2 separate regions of the Homo sapiens genome follow, and region 1 is linked to region 2. Evidence: chromatin contacts called from ENCODE Hi-C or POLR2A ChIA-PET data. All regions are on one chromosome and are shown on one strand. Each heading gives the region's core, a stretch centred on a gene start or an enhancer-like site at or near the end of the contact. The rest is flanking DNA. Distances are from core to core; before and after follow the strand shown. Region 1 overlaps LARGE1 (LARGE xylosyl- and glucuronyltransferase 1). Region 2 overlaps LARGE1 (LARGE xylosyl- and glucuronyltransferase 1).

Region 1 (6,966 bases), core at 354-2,853, 200 kb after region 2:
TCTGGTTGCCCCAGAGTCCTGTGGACAGGTACGTCTGACAGCATACCTTTCTTTCTTTCCTGTTTTGTTTTTGTTTTTTGTTGTTGTTTTTGTTTTTGATGGTGGTGGTTGTTTTTTGAGACAGAGCCTCACTCTGTCACCCAGGCTGGAGTGCAATGGCGTGATCTCGGCTCACTGCAACCATCCCCTCCCAGGTTCAAACGATTCTCCTGCCTCAGCCTCCCAAGTAGCTGGGACTAGAGGCGCACGCCACTGCACCCAGCTAATTTTTTGTATTTTTAGTAGAGACGGGGTTTCACGGTGTTAGCCAGAATGGTCTCGATCTCCTGACCTCATGATCCGCCTTCCTTCGCCTCCCAAAGTGCTGGGATTACAGGCATGAGCCACGGTGCCCGGCCACCTTTTTTTTCTACAATACCCACTGTGGTTGGTAAATGACAATATTCCCTAGATAATACCCTTTATACACTGCAGCAAGGGCTGCAAGTGAGCTTGGGATGTGGATGCCACCAAATCCCATTATTGGTACCATGAAGTTCAGAGCTGGAGGTGGCCTCTTCTCCAGGACTGCCCTAGTCCATCCCACTAGGGCAAGGTGTACTTTGGAAGTCCTCGGAGCATCTCCGTTGACCAGTACTCCCTCTCCTAACATACAGGGGCTGAGGACATCCAACAGAGGCTTGCTGAACATCCAAGATGGATCACATCAGCCACGCAGTCAGCAATAAGCAAGCCTAGGTTAGGATTTGAAAAGGTACATGATATAATCATAACCACATTGCTTAAGTTTCTGCAGCACTTTAGAGTTTACAAAACACTTGACATGCATTAGCTCATTTGAGAAAAATGCAGGGAATTAATTAACTACAGAAAAGTATAAAGAAGCCAATAAAATTCATCTGTGAATCCACCACTCAGAAAATCTTTGTTAACATTGGATATAGAACCTGGATATTGCTAGGTTCAGATGGTTCAGAAATGAAGGGGATACAGCTCCTGCTGTTAGGAGCTCACCATATGGATGCTTTTTAGAAAGTGGTTCCTGGAGCCATTTACCTGGGAATGTCTTTTTCCCCAACTCAAGGGTATGTACCTGTGTGTGCATATAAAGAGAAGGAGAGGCCAGACGCAGTAGCTCATGCCCGTAATCTCAGCACTTTGGGAGGCCGAGGCGGGTGGATCACCTGAGGTCAGGAGTTCAAGACCAGCCTGGCCAACATGGTGAAACTCTGTCTCTACTAAAAATACAAAAATTAGCTGGGCATGGTGGTGCGCACCTGTAATCCCAGCTACTAGGAAGGCTGAGGCAGGAGAATCGCTTGAACCCGGGAGGCAGAGGTTGCAGTGAGCCGAGATCGTGCCACTGTACTCCAACCTGGGCGACTGAGTGAGACTCCATCTTAGTCAATCAACCAGTCAGTCAGTAAAGGGGATGAGAAACCCCCATACATGCATGTGTTTCTCATTCTCCACTCACTAATGCCCATTTTCACATGGTGAGGACCAGCTACTTGTCTGAAGCCTCATCAAAGAAGGACCCATTTCTCCACACACATTTGCCTACCCACGCTCACACCCACGCATCACACACATTTCCACTGTCCTCTTCATTGAACTGGAAGCCCTTCATTCTTCTGAGCATATTAAAACAGAAACCAAAACCAAAGGAAAAAAAAGCCAACCCTGCTCTTGCAAAGAATTTTGTAGATGTTTAGTCTCCAGTGGAGGATAATTTCTTGTGCTCTTCTGCAGTGTGGGTGAGGGAGTTTAGGAGCATAGCAGTTGGTTACGTTTTCTGCCGGGAGGTAACATTATGGTTTATAGGCATATTTTAGGCCCTCAAGGGGAAAGCCAGGGGGACTCCCTCTAATATGTATGAATCAGAAGGGCCACCCTGGCTCATCCAGCCCCTACCATCCCTGCCCACCAGGATCTTGCCATACAGTCTCCTTCAGGTGAGGTTTGAGGACAAAAAGTATCCACATAGGTGTCTTCAGGGGCCCAGGTGTTTCCCTTTCCTGTGATAATCACTATGATAATAGGTGACATCTGTTGAATGTTTTCTTCAACCGCTGTTTTCTCTATATGCAGCATCTTTCAGAATCCTTCTATAACCTTCTGGGGTAGTGAGTTTTGTCGTCCTCATTTTACAGCTGAGGACCCTGAAGCTCAGAAAGGTTAGGTCACTCACCCACTTACCTGAGATGATCCAGGCAGAATGGGTTAGAACCAGTGTCCTTAGCCACTGTGCTGCATCTGCGTCTTCACATGAGGCCAAGCAGGCATCTTTCCTGAAGCAGCAGCATGGTGGTGGAGGGGCACAGACCCAGGTTTGACACCTCCACCCTTCTCAACTGTTGGATGAGGCTGCCAGTGACTCACCGGGGGCTCTGGGGAGGAGAGGAAATCACCTGTACCCAGCACCTTACGTGGAGCTTGGCACATGCTTGTTTGCTCTCCAAAAGCTTTTCAGCCGTCACAGACCCTTGGATGCAAATATTGAAGCAAATCATAGGCTGAAGAATGGGCTTATTGATCACCTTCTGTGCATATAATTAGAGGACACAAAAGGAAAATTGAAAGGATAGTCTTAACTTCACAGTGATTACAGGTTTTTTGTATACAGCAAATATTTTTCAGGCATGCAACACATGATATTAGCACCTGTCACAAGCCAGGCATGGTGCTCAGGACAATGGTAAAATGTCACAGTCTCACCGGGAAAGTTGCCGTTAAATAATTTCAGTTTAAGTTGACAAGTGCTTTAATGGAGTTACGAACTGAGTGCTCTTGGAGCGCAGAGAAGAAACGGATTGCTTCTACCCAGCAGGATCTGCAGAGGTCTCACAGAGCAGGTGCCATCTGGGCTGAATCTTGAAAGGTAAATGGAAGGTTTTTTAGGTGGAGGAGAGTGGAGTGAAGTGAGGGAGGGCATCCCCGAGAGGGAAGAGCATGGCACGGAACAAAGTCACGGAGGTGTGAGGGAAAGGCAGATTTGGGGAGCACACAGACCAATGATGAGGCCACAGAGTGTGGGGGTGATGGGTCAGAGAGAGCAGCCCGTAATTGTCAACAAGGAAATCTGGATTTAATCATACAGGTCAGAAGGAAGCAGTGGGGTCATAGATCTTAGATGGAATGAGAATTTCAGCTTCCTTGTCTTATATTAAACTGTTGGCATGGTGAGAATCTTCAAATAGGCAGGGACAGCAAATTGACTTGAAAAGCTGAATATCCCTAATTGCATCCTTTTAACGGTTAAAAATTTTAGAGATAGTTGACAGTGTCTCACAGATGATTGGATCTCAGCCAGTTTCCCAAGCTGCATTTGGAAATGTTCAAGTACATTTGGAGCATCACAGGGCTGTCTGGAGAATGCTATAAGCATTTGGTGGGCAGGAGCTCGGGAGGTTGATTGTCCTTCAATATGTGGTACAGGTCCCCATAATAAAAAAGTGCCCCCCACAAAATACCAATAGCACTCTATCAGTATCTATTGCTCAGAACCAGTAAGATCTCAGTGGCCTTCAAGAAGCATTTATTGGCCGGGCGCGGTAGCTCACGCCTGTAATCTCAACACTTTGGGAGGGTTCGGTGGGTGGACTGCCTGAGGTCAGGAGTTCAAGACCAGCCTGGCCAACATAGTGAAACCCTGTCTCTATTAAAAATACAGAAATTAGCCGGGCGTGGTGGTGAGTGCCTGTGATCACAGCTACTCGGGAGGCTGAGGCCAGAGAATCACTTGAACCCGGGAGGCAGAGGTTGCAGTGAGCTGAGATCGCGTCACTGCACTCCAGCCTGGGCAACAGAGCTAGACTCTGTCTCAAAAAAAATAAGTAGTATTTATTGAGGCAGCTGGGCCAGGCTGGCTTGCATGACTTTGGCAATTGGGGAGGAGCTGCTCTGCCCCAGATGTCTCATCTTCCAGCAAGCTAGCCTCGGCATCTTCTCATGGCAATGGTAGGGGTGCAAGAAACACTTTCTCTTGAGGTCTAGCCTCAAGACTGAGACAATATTACTTCCCCTGCTTTTTGTTAACAAAAATACATCATGATTCTAGCCCTTATTCAAGGCTAGAGAAATAAACTGTGCCGCTTTAGTAAGCACCACTGCAAAGGACAAGGATATCTGGGGTGGCGGGGAGTGGGGGAGAGAGAAGGAATTGGAGCAATTAATGCCATCATCTTCCATAGCACACATCTTGAGAAATAATGCCATCAAGTAATCTGTCAAGGCAATGGTCTTAACAGGTACAAAGCTCTACAGAAGCAAGTTAATATATTTTCTTATTGACTGCTACACTGTTGATTTGGTGATTTAAAAAAGTACACCTTCTTGGAAAAACATTCTATGGTATTCAGCTAGGTTGGTAACCCTTGCCATGTAAACTTTTGTCTGTATTCTATCGTGTGATAGACAAGGCTGATTTAACAGAAAAAAAAAAATGGAACCAGCCCTCCTGTGACCTTTGGCAAATTATCATTTTTTTTTAATATACTTTAAGTTTTAGGGTACATGTGCACAATGTGCCGGTTAGTTACATATGTATACATGTGCCATGTTGGTGTGCTGCACCCATTAACTCATCATTTAACATTAGGTATATCTCCTAATGCTATCCCTCCCCTCTCCCCCAACCCCACAACAGGCCCCGGTGTGTGATGTTCCCCTTCCTGTGTCCCTGTGACTACAATAGCAAAGACTTGGAACCAAGCCAAATGTCCAACAGTGATAGATTGGATTAAGAAAATGTGGCACATATACACCATGGAATACTATGCAGCCATAAAAAATGATGAGTTCATGTCCTTTGTAGGGACATGGGTGAAGCTGGAAACCATCATTCTCAGCAAACTATCGCAAGGACAAAAAACCAAACACCGCATGTTCTCACTCATAGGTGGGAATTGAACAATGAGAACAAATTATCATTTTTTAAAAGTTTGTTTTTATGGAAATACAGATTGCCTCCGACAAGTCCTCCCATTCTTTTTTTTTTTTTTTGAGATGGAGTCTCGCTCTGTCGCCCAGGCTGGCATGCAGTGTCATGATCTTGGCTCACTGCAACCTCTGCCCCCTGGGTTCAAGCAATTCTCTGCCTCAGCCTCCCGAGTAGCTGGGATTAGAGATGCCCGCCACCATGTCCGGCTAATTTTTTGTGTTTTTAGTAGAGACGGGGTGTCACCATCTTGGCCAAGCTGGTCTTAAACTCCTGACCTCGTGATCCACCTGCCTCAGCCTCCCAAAGTGCTGGGATTACAGGCGTGAGCCACCGTGCCTGGCCAAGTCCTCCCATTCTAAGTGCACAGTTTGTTGAATTTTCACGAAAGTGCACATCCATGTACCCATCGCTCCAGTCATGGTGGAGCGGGTTTCTGTCACTCCCAGCCCTCTCTTGCCTCTTCCCAGGCTTCACTCCCCCACCCCACATGCCCGAGTCCAATTTTTGTCACTGTGGATTAGCTTTTTGCTAAGTTGTGTCACTTTTTAATTTCAGTTCTTCATCTGTAAAACATACATCATACCTGCCTGGTAGGGGTTCACATGAGACCGTGTCTGTTGGGCAGCTGCAGATTTGCACATCTGTGTATCTGCCTCTGCATATCTGAAATGTTATCTTCTTAGCTCCCTGTCAGCAGGTGTGCCTGCTCTTTTCACAAGTTGGTGAAGGAAGAGAGAAGTACAGCTAGTTAAACAACTTCTACAAGCAGATTAATGAAGTAAGACTTTCAGAGAGTTCAAAGAAAGAAAAGAGAAAAAAGTACGGGTGCCAAGATTCTGATTAAACTTAGGTGAAATGAAAGGAAAAGAGTTTCTGTTTTGTTAACGTGCTAAGTTTTGTTTTGTTTTGTTTTTTTCCGAGACCTAGTACAAAAATTGAAATCAGTAGCTCTAGGGAGAGAAAAGCATCAGGTCATACGGAGGTCCTTGTCAGTTTTGAGCGTTTTCTTCTTTGGGCATTTTCCTGTGTAATTTTTATTTTTATTTGTTTTATTTGTTTTTTGTTTGTTTGTTTGTTTGTTTTGAGTTGGAGTCTCACTCTGTCACCCAGGCTGGAAGGCAGTGGTGCGATCTCAGCTCACTGCAACCTCTGCCTCCTGGGTTCAGGAGATTCTCCTGCCTCAGCCTCCTGAGTAGGTGGGATTACAGGTGTCCGCCACCATGCCCGGCTAATTTTTGTATTTTTTGTGGAGACAGGGTTTCCCCACGTTGGCCAGGGTGGTCTCGAACTCCTGACCTCAGGTGATCCAGCCACCTTGGCCTCCCAAAGTGCCGGGATTACAGGCATGAGCCACCGTGCCCAGCCCATTTTCCCATGTTATTTGAAATTGTTATGCTGAGTTGTCTAGGAAAACATTTCTCATTTGTTTCTAAGGAGTTTATGGTTGGTTATATGTTTTTCAGTGAGCACCACCTTTGTTCTTAGCTAAGAGGGGACTCATTTCTCAGGTGTTAAAGGCATCCTCTTTTTTTTGTTTTTTTCTTTGTTTGTTTTTGTTTTGAAACAGGGTTTTGCTCTGTAGCCTAGGCTGGAGTGCAGTGGTGCCATCTCAGCTCACTGCAGCCTCCATGTCCCGGGCTCAGGTGATTCTCCCACCTCAGCCTCCTGAGTAGCACTACAGCCACACACCTCCATGTCCGGCTAATTTTTCTATTTTCAGTAGAGACAGGGTTTTGCCTGGTTGCCCAGGTTGGTCTCGAACTCTCAGGCTCAAGCGATCTGCTCGCCTTGGCCTCCCAAAGTGCTGACATTACAGGTGTGAGCCACCACAGCCGGTCCCCAGGCATCTGATTTTTACCATCACCTTTTTGAAATTAGATTAAGTTGCAGAGGGAAATAAAAGTGGTGATCCCTTCCATGTACGTCAGACCCATCAACAACGTCCTGATGGGTAATAAACTCAGGGGAGGGCAGGGCTCAAGGGGCAAGCTCATGGGCCCCCTCGGACCTCTTCTTCACGTGCC
Region 2 (7,102 bases), core at 2,634-5,133:
AAAATAAAAAGAAAGGAATGCAAATAAAAACAATAGTGAGGGCTGGGCAGGGTGTCTCACGCCTTTGGGAGGTCAAGGAGCACTTTGGGAGGTCAAGGTGGGCGGATCACCTGAAGTCAGGAGTTCGAGACCAGCCTGACCAACATGGTGAAACCCCGTCTCTACTAAAAATACAAAATTATCTGGGTGTGCTGGCACACACCTGTAGTCCCAGCTACTCGGGAGGCTGAGGCAGGAGAATTGCTTGAACCCAGGAGGCAGAGGTTGCAGTGAGCCGAGATCGCGCCATTGAACTCCAGTCTGGGCAACAAGAGTGAAACTCCATTTCAAAAACAAAACAAAACAAAACAAACAAAAACAGTCACCCAAGCTGAAGTACAGTGATGCAGTCTTGGCTCACCGCAGCCTCTACCTCCCGGGCTCAAGCCATCCTCCCACCTCAGACTCCCAAGTAACTGAGACTACAGGTGTGTGTCACCATGCCTGGCTAATTTTTGTTTCTTTTTTTTTTTTCTTTTTTTTAGATAGAGTCTTGCTGTTGACCAGGCTGGAGTGAAGTGGTGCAATCTCGGCCCACTGCAACCTCCACCTCTTGGGTTCAAGCGATTCTCTTGCCTCAGCCTCCCAAGTAGCTAGGATTGCAGGTGCATGCCACCACGCCCAGCTAATTTTTGTATTTTTAGTACAGATGGGGTTTCACCATGTTGGCCAGGCTGGTCTTGAGCTCCTGACCTCATGATCCACCCACCTTGGCCTCCCAAAGTGCTGGGATTATAGGCATCAGCCACCGCACCTGGCCTTTTTTGTATTTTTTTTAGAGACAAAGTCTCCCTATGTTGCCCAGGCTGCTTTGGAACTCCTGAGCTTAAGCAATCCACCCGCCTCCACCTCCACCTCCCACAGTGCTGGGATTACAGGCATGCACCAGAGATACCATTTATTAACTCTCAGATTACTGAAAATCTGTAAGTTTGGTAACACATTCTGTTGGTGATGCTGGTGGGAGTGCAAATGAGCACATCCCCTGTGAACTGCCTTTCAGCAACGTCTACAAAATGCCTGTGACAGAGGTGGCTAACTCTTCACCAAAAATTTGTCTTGCTCTTCCTCAGTAATACAGTTACAGCTGGCAAGTAGCTCAGCAGCTAAGGGCTTGATATAGTTTGGATGTTTATCACCTCCAAATCTCATGTTGAAATGTGATCCTCAGTGTTTCAGGTAGGGCCTGATGGGAGGTGTTTGGGTCAAGGGAGCGGATCCCTCATGAATGGCTTAGTGCCATCCCCGTGGTAATGAGTGACTTCTTGCTCCGAGTTCACATGAGAGCTAGTTGTTTAAAGAAGCTGGCACCTGCCCTTTCTCTCTCCCGCTCCTGTTCTTGCCATGTGACTTGCCTGTTCTCCCTTTGCCTTCTGCCGTGATTGGAAGCTTCCTGAGGCCCTCACCAGAAATAGATGCAGGCGCTATGCTTTGTATATAGTCTGCAAAGCTATGAGCCAAAATAAACCTCTTTTCTTTATAAATTACCCATTCTCAGGTATTCCTTTATAGCAGTGTGAATGGACTAACACAGAGCTACACCTCTCAGCTTCCCTTGCAGACATTGCTAGTACTCTGCATTAGAATGTGAGTAGAAAAAACGTGGTGTATGTATATGTGTTTGCAAAAAATGGCCACAAGTTTTTCCCCTGCCTACATCGGTTACTTTCACCAAGACTGTGTAGCTCCTCCCATTAAGAGGAGGCATCTATGTCCACTTCCTGAATCTGGGCCGGTCTTGTCGTTTGTTTTGACCAATGTAATGGTATGAGCATGACACAAGCAGAGACCTGAAAAGTACTTGAGCACTGGGGCTCCCCCTGCCACTCTGGGAGCCTGTCTGCCCTGTTGTGAACAAACCCGGGCTAGCCTGTTGGAGGATGAGAGCCCATGTGGAGAGAGGCCCCATCATCTGAGCTATCCTATGCTAGCAGGTAAGGCCACCCTATAGTAGCCAGCCCAGCTGATCCAACAGCTGTACTTATGGCTGCAGAGGCATGAGCACCGTAGCCCAAACCAGAACAGCCCAGCTGTGTCAGGCCAGCTTGCCTACTTGCATTTTAAGCCACTACATGTGAGGATTACTTGTTACACAGCAATGCTGACTGATACAGTGTGCTACTTCTTGGAGAAACTTTTTAAGAACCACGTATTTCTTCACTGTGTTCTCTTTTTACTGTCCTATAGTCATTCCTGAAATAACCCATAGTTCCCAGCCAGTGGGACATCTCATTTTGCAACCAGGCAACAGTGCCAAAATACACTCATCCAGGCTCCTCTTTGGCAAGCGCTGGGGACTGAAAATCAGTGCCCTGGCCTCAAGGAGCTCACCTGCCAGCAAAGACAGACACATGTAAACAACACAATCAAATTACTACTTATTTTTATTACTAATAGATACATTGATTTCAGGTGCTGATCAGTGCAATGAAAATACAGCTGGAAGCTTGTTATGCCTTAAGGAAGTGAGCTTTTGGGAATCAGTTCACGGAGCCACTCCACGCTTTCTTTTTACATTGAAGGAAGAGAGGCCCACACAGAAGTCCCAAAACAGCAGCTCGTGTTTTGCACGGAATCCCATGAATTTCTGTCAGATCATGTCTCATAGAGCATTACTAAAACCAGGACAGAAAGACGCAGAACACTTCCGGGAGTCAGGCAGAGCAGACTGGGATTAGGATTCAGATGTGAACAGAAAGCAGCTGCAAGCTGATGTGGCTCAGCTCAATGCCCAGGTGGGCAGTGGGGGCAGGTGTTGGTGGGGAAGTGAGTTAGAGATGGCCCAGCTCAGCACTGCTGTGTTCTGCAGAGAGTTCAGAGTCCCCTCCCGTGCTTGTCAGAGAGCAGAAGCTTGCTGTCTCCCTGCGGGATTGTGGGATTTGGAGAACAGCCACCCCCATGAATCTCAGGTACAGGATGGTTTAAGAAGCACTGAGGCCAGACACAGTGGCTCTTGCCTGTAATCCTAGCGCTTTGGGAGGCTGAGGTGCAAGGATTGATTTAGCCCAGGGTTTCAAAACCAGCCTGGGCAACATAGTGAGACCCCCCATCAGTACAGAAAATAAAAAATTAGCCAGGCATGGTGGCACACGTCTGTAGTCCCCATTTCAGGAGGCTGAGCGATACAAAAAGTAGAAAATTAGCCAGGCGTGGCAGCACAGGCCTGTAGCCCCAGCTGCTTGGGAGGCTGAAGAGGGAGGATTGCTTGAGCTCAGGAGATCCAGGCTGCAGTGAGCTCTGATCACACCACCGCACTCCAGCCTGGGTGACAGAGTGAGACCCTGACTCCAAAAAAAAAAAAAAAAAAAAAAAGAGAAAAACCACTGAAACAGATAGACGAACAGTCTCTTAGCCTCTCAGCAAGAGGAAGCCAGGGAGTACAAACTTCTTAATCCTAAGGAAAAGAAAATGCTACTTAAACTAAATATCAAGAAGAGACAAATTCCCCTGTGCTTAAGAACACGACTTGGAAATGTTCTCTTTTTACCCAGCGTCATAAACAGAATGTGGGCTGGTGATGTGGCCATGTAGATCAGCCTCTCAAAGAATGAATTGTTTTCTTTCTCTTTTTTTTCCTTGTTTTTCACTTCTAAAATACTATGTTTCCTCTTTTGGTTAAATGACAGACTTGCTTTTAAGAAGAGCAGTCAAGGATGTAAAAATAGTGATTTCAAAGAAAGCTGGGAGAGAATCATCATTTACGTGTTTTTGTTTTTTCAATTTGGGAATAAACTCCCAGTGTGGGTGGGGAGTGTCTGGAGCCTGAGAGGGAACCTGGGTGTCTTCGGGAGCCAGTGCAGGGGCTGGTACTTTATTTTATGGGGACCTGTGGCCTGAGATGCGTTTTAGAGGTAACAGTGCCCCCTTCTGGTGCAAATGAATAAAGAGTTGAGGTTTCTGTAAGTATAATTTAGATATCCCCGTGGCAGAGTGGAGCTTTTAAACTCATTGTCTCTGGGGCAGAAATTATGCCTTGGCTGTTCCTCCCTCCAACCCCAGGGAGCCCCCCTGGGTCTCCTTTGAGGCATGCTCCTCTCTGAGGCATATGTGACCACACACACACACACACACACACGCGCGCGCACGCACGCAGCTCAGGGACCTGCAGAATTGCCAGAGATCATTGCAGTGAGTCAGGATTCCTCTGTCTTGACTTGGATCTTCATTCTTCAGCTTGAGCATATCCATGAGATTTTTTTTTAATCTGCAGAAAGCCAGAGTGCTCTGTGGAATCAAGCTGCCTGTGAAAGTGTTTCTTTTCTTTTCTTTTGCCTAAAACAAATTCCAACTAGCTGTCTTGTTTTAGGTAAGTTCCAACTAGCTGACTTCCATCTGGTCAGCTAGTTGTACAGTCATATGTGTACACATCCAGGGGCAGAAACATCTAGGATGTTGGTCCCTGGATGTGCGGGTCCCTGGATATATGTACACATGACCGTCTCTTTTGATGTATGTCAGGATGTGATCAGAATTAACACTTAAACCCCCACGGTCAGTACCACACCCCTTTCTCTGCCCCACTCCAGTCCCCTCAGGGGGTGCAGTTACACTTCCACTCCTGTCCTAGTGAATTCTCCTTGGCCTGGTGACCTGGGAGGGCCTCATTGGAGAACAAGAATATTGGACACTATCATGATCAACACTAGGGGAGAAGGGCCCAGACTCCAGAGCCAGTCAGCCTGGGTTCAAATCCTGTGCCTGAGGCCGGGCGCGGTGGGTCGTGCCTGTGATCCCAACCTTTTGGGAGGCCGAGGCCAGCGCAACACCTGAGGTCAGGAGTTCGAGATCAGCCTGGCCAACATGGTGAAACTCCATCTCTGCTAAAAATACAAAAATTAGCCAGGCATGGTGGCATGTGCCTTTATTCAGGAGGCTGAGGCATGAGAATTGCCTGAACCTGGGAGGCGGAGGTTGCAGTGAGCTGAGATGGTGTCACTGCACTCCAGCCTAGGCGACAGAGTGAGAGTGTCTCAAAACAAAAACAAATCCTGTGTCTGCCATTTGCTGGCGTGTGACCTTGGGCTGTTGATTTAACCTGTTTGGGATTCAATTTTCTCACATAGGGATGATGATCACAATATGTAATTCCTGGGATTTGTGTGACACACAGATGAGTTCCTCTATGCCACGTATTTAGAGCAGCGCTCAGCATAAAGGACTTCATGCACATTAACCATTATTCTAGCTTCTTGGCTTAAGGTATGAAGTTGCCAGATCTTCTCAGCTGTATGATTTCCTCAAGTCAAATCCTGGTTCCCATTGCCTTGAGAAGAGAGGGTGCCTCAGATCCCAGAAAAATCTGTAGGAGTTGGAGTGATCTAACGACAGCAAGGAGAGTGAATTTGGGGCATCACCCAGTTCTCCTTATAATCTTCAGGCCAGTCCTGCTCACTGCTGTCTGACTTTGTAGCCTGATTTTTCCAGATGAAGCTGCTCTTGTTGACCCAGGTCTCCCCCTTCTTCTTTAAGGTATATTGTATCTGTGGGATACAGACATAGTGCAGGACTGAGGCCATGCATTCTCCTTCCTAAGAGCTTCTTACTCCGGGTCTGTGGGTAGATTCCAGGGATTCTCAGACTCTCTCAGAAGTTGTATACAAAATTCTCTGGGCGGCCCGGCACAGTGGCTCACGCCTGTAATCCCAGCACTGTGGGAGGCTGAGGCAGGCGGATCACAAGTCAGGAGTTCGAGACCATCCTGGCCCATATGGTGAAACCCCATCTCTACTAAAAATACAAAATTAGCCGGGCGGGTGCTAATATTTGCTAATATTGGTGGCAGGTGCCTGTATTCCCAGCTATTCGGGAGGCTGAGGCAGGAGAATCGCGCTTGAACCCAGTGAGCCAAGATTGCACCACTGCACTCCAGCCTGGGCAACAGAGCGAGACTGTCTCAAAAAAAGAATTCTTTGTGCATTATATGTATGTTTTTGTAGCTCTACTCCACCGAGTTCAGCCCTTTTTATTGGACAACTTTCCTAGAGGTTAGAGTGCGTCTTTAGTACTTGTTGGGTGATGATGGGACAGAGAGGGGTGTGGAGGGGTTGAGGGATATAAGTTTGTAGCCACTTTCCAATTTTTCATCCTATCGTAGCTTCTCTTAGTAATCCAGAGTTAGCTTTCTAGTGGCTCAGGTGTATAGCTCTGGAATCATCAGTTAATACGTATTCACAGTTAAGGGGAATTTGTAGGGAAAAAAATGCCACATGCTGCTTCCCAGAGCTGAGGATTTTCATCAGCTCTTCTGAATTATTCACACTCCTCGTCCCTTTTTTAATGTAGATAACAAAGAGTTGGTAGCAATATAAGAGTGCGTGTTTGCCTTTTAAGGCTATAGTCAACATATAAAAAGAAAATGATGTGTTCCCTTGAGTACTTACTACTGTCTAGTAAACAGGGGACAGAGGTGCTTAAATAGGAGGAAGTGGGCTGGGCATGGTGGCTCACGCCTGTAATCACAGCACTTTGGGAGGCCGAGGTGGGCGCATCACAAGGTCAAGAGATCGAGACCATCCTGGCCAACATGGTGAGACCCCATCTCTACTAAAAATAAATTAGCCAGGCGTGGTGGCGCCTGCTTGTAGTCCCAGCTACTTGGGAGGCTGAGGCAGGAGAATCGCTTGAACCCGGAAGGCGGAAGTTTGCAGTGAGCGGAGATGGCACCACTGCACTCCAGCCTGATGGCAGAAGGAGACTGTCTCAAAAATAATAATAATAATAATAATAGGAGGAAGTTGGGGAGGCTTCCACCCCATCATCTTGGTCTGTCCTCAGTGGTCTGATGGGATGCAGGACCAGCTGTATAATTTGTGAGGCCTGGTGCAAAATGAAAGGTGGGGCTTCCTTTTTTTAAAGAAATGTGTTAGGAGTTTCAAAATGGTGATAGCAAGCCATTAAACCAAGCACAGGGTCTTCGTCAGCACAAGGCCCTTTAGATCCTGTGTCCCTAAAGCTGGCCCTGGTGAGACATAGGGATGTGGGCCTCTCCCCACATCCTCACACTATTTCAGCCCGCTGGATGTCTTGCCTGCCTTCGTCACACCAGGCACACATCTGCCTTGCC

What was found. Hi-C counts contacts between places; a loop is a spot of excess contacts on that map. ChIA-PET counts read pairs that join two places held with the same protein, here RNA polymerase II (POLR2A). Pooled maps may share reads with other maps.
Region 1: a map with no recorded cell type shows a loop between it and region 2 (3-fold over the local background). The contact joins two enhancer-like sites. A Hi-C loop is called at or near these places in 1 of 168 maps with a recorded cell type or tissue (stomach), 1 of 37 single-sample maps with no recorded cell type and 3 of 50 pooled maps. POLR2A ChIA-PET finds 5 or more read pairs at or near these places in 3 of 52 experiments (HepG2, WTC11 and activated naive CD4-positive, alpha-beta T cell).

What each region holds. Positions count from the first base shown.
Region 1 is chr22:33,316,273-33,323,238 of GRCh38, reverse strand. All of the region lies in intron 10 of LARGE1 (LARGE xylosyl- and glucuronyltransferase 1), which reads left to right. Among named protein-coding and RNA genes, the nearest start is that of MIR4764, 120 kb to the left of the region's middle. RefSeq lists an enhancer at 1,615-1,744. Within about 2 kb of position 1,603, at least 2 of the 41 ENCODE cell types and tissues checked have a DNase peak (open chromatin) inside an H3K27ac peak, as active enhancers do.
Region 2 is chr22:33,516,248-33,523,349 of GRCh38, reverse strand. All of the region lies in intron 6 of LARGE1 (LARGE xylosyl- and glucuronyltransferase 1), which reads left to right. Among named protein-coding and RNA genes, the nearest start is that of MIR4764, 83 kb to the right of the region's middle. Within about 2 kb of position 3,883, at least 9 of the 41 ENCODE cell types and tissues checked have a DNase peak (open chromatin) inside an H3K27ac peak, as active enhancers do.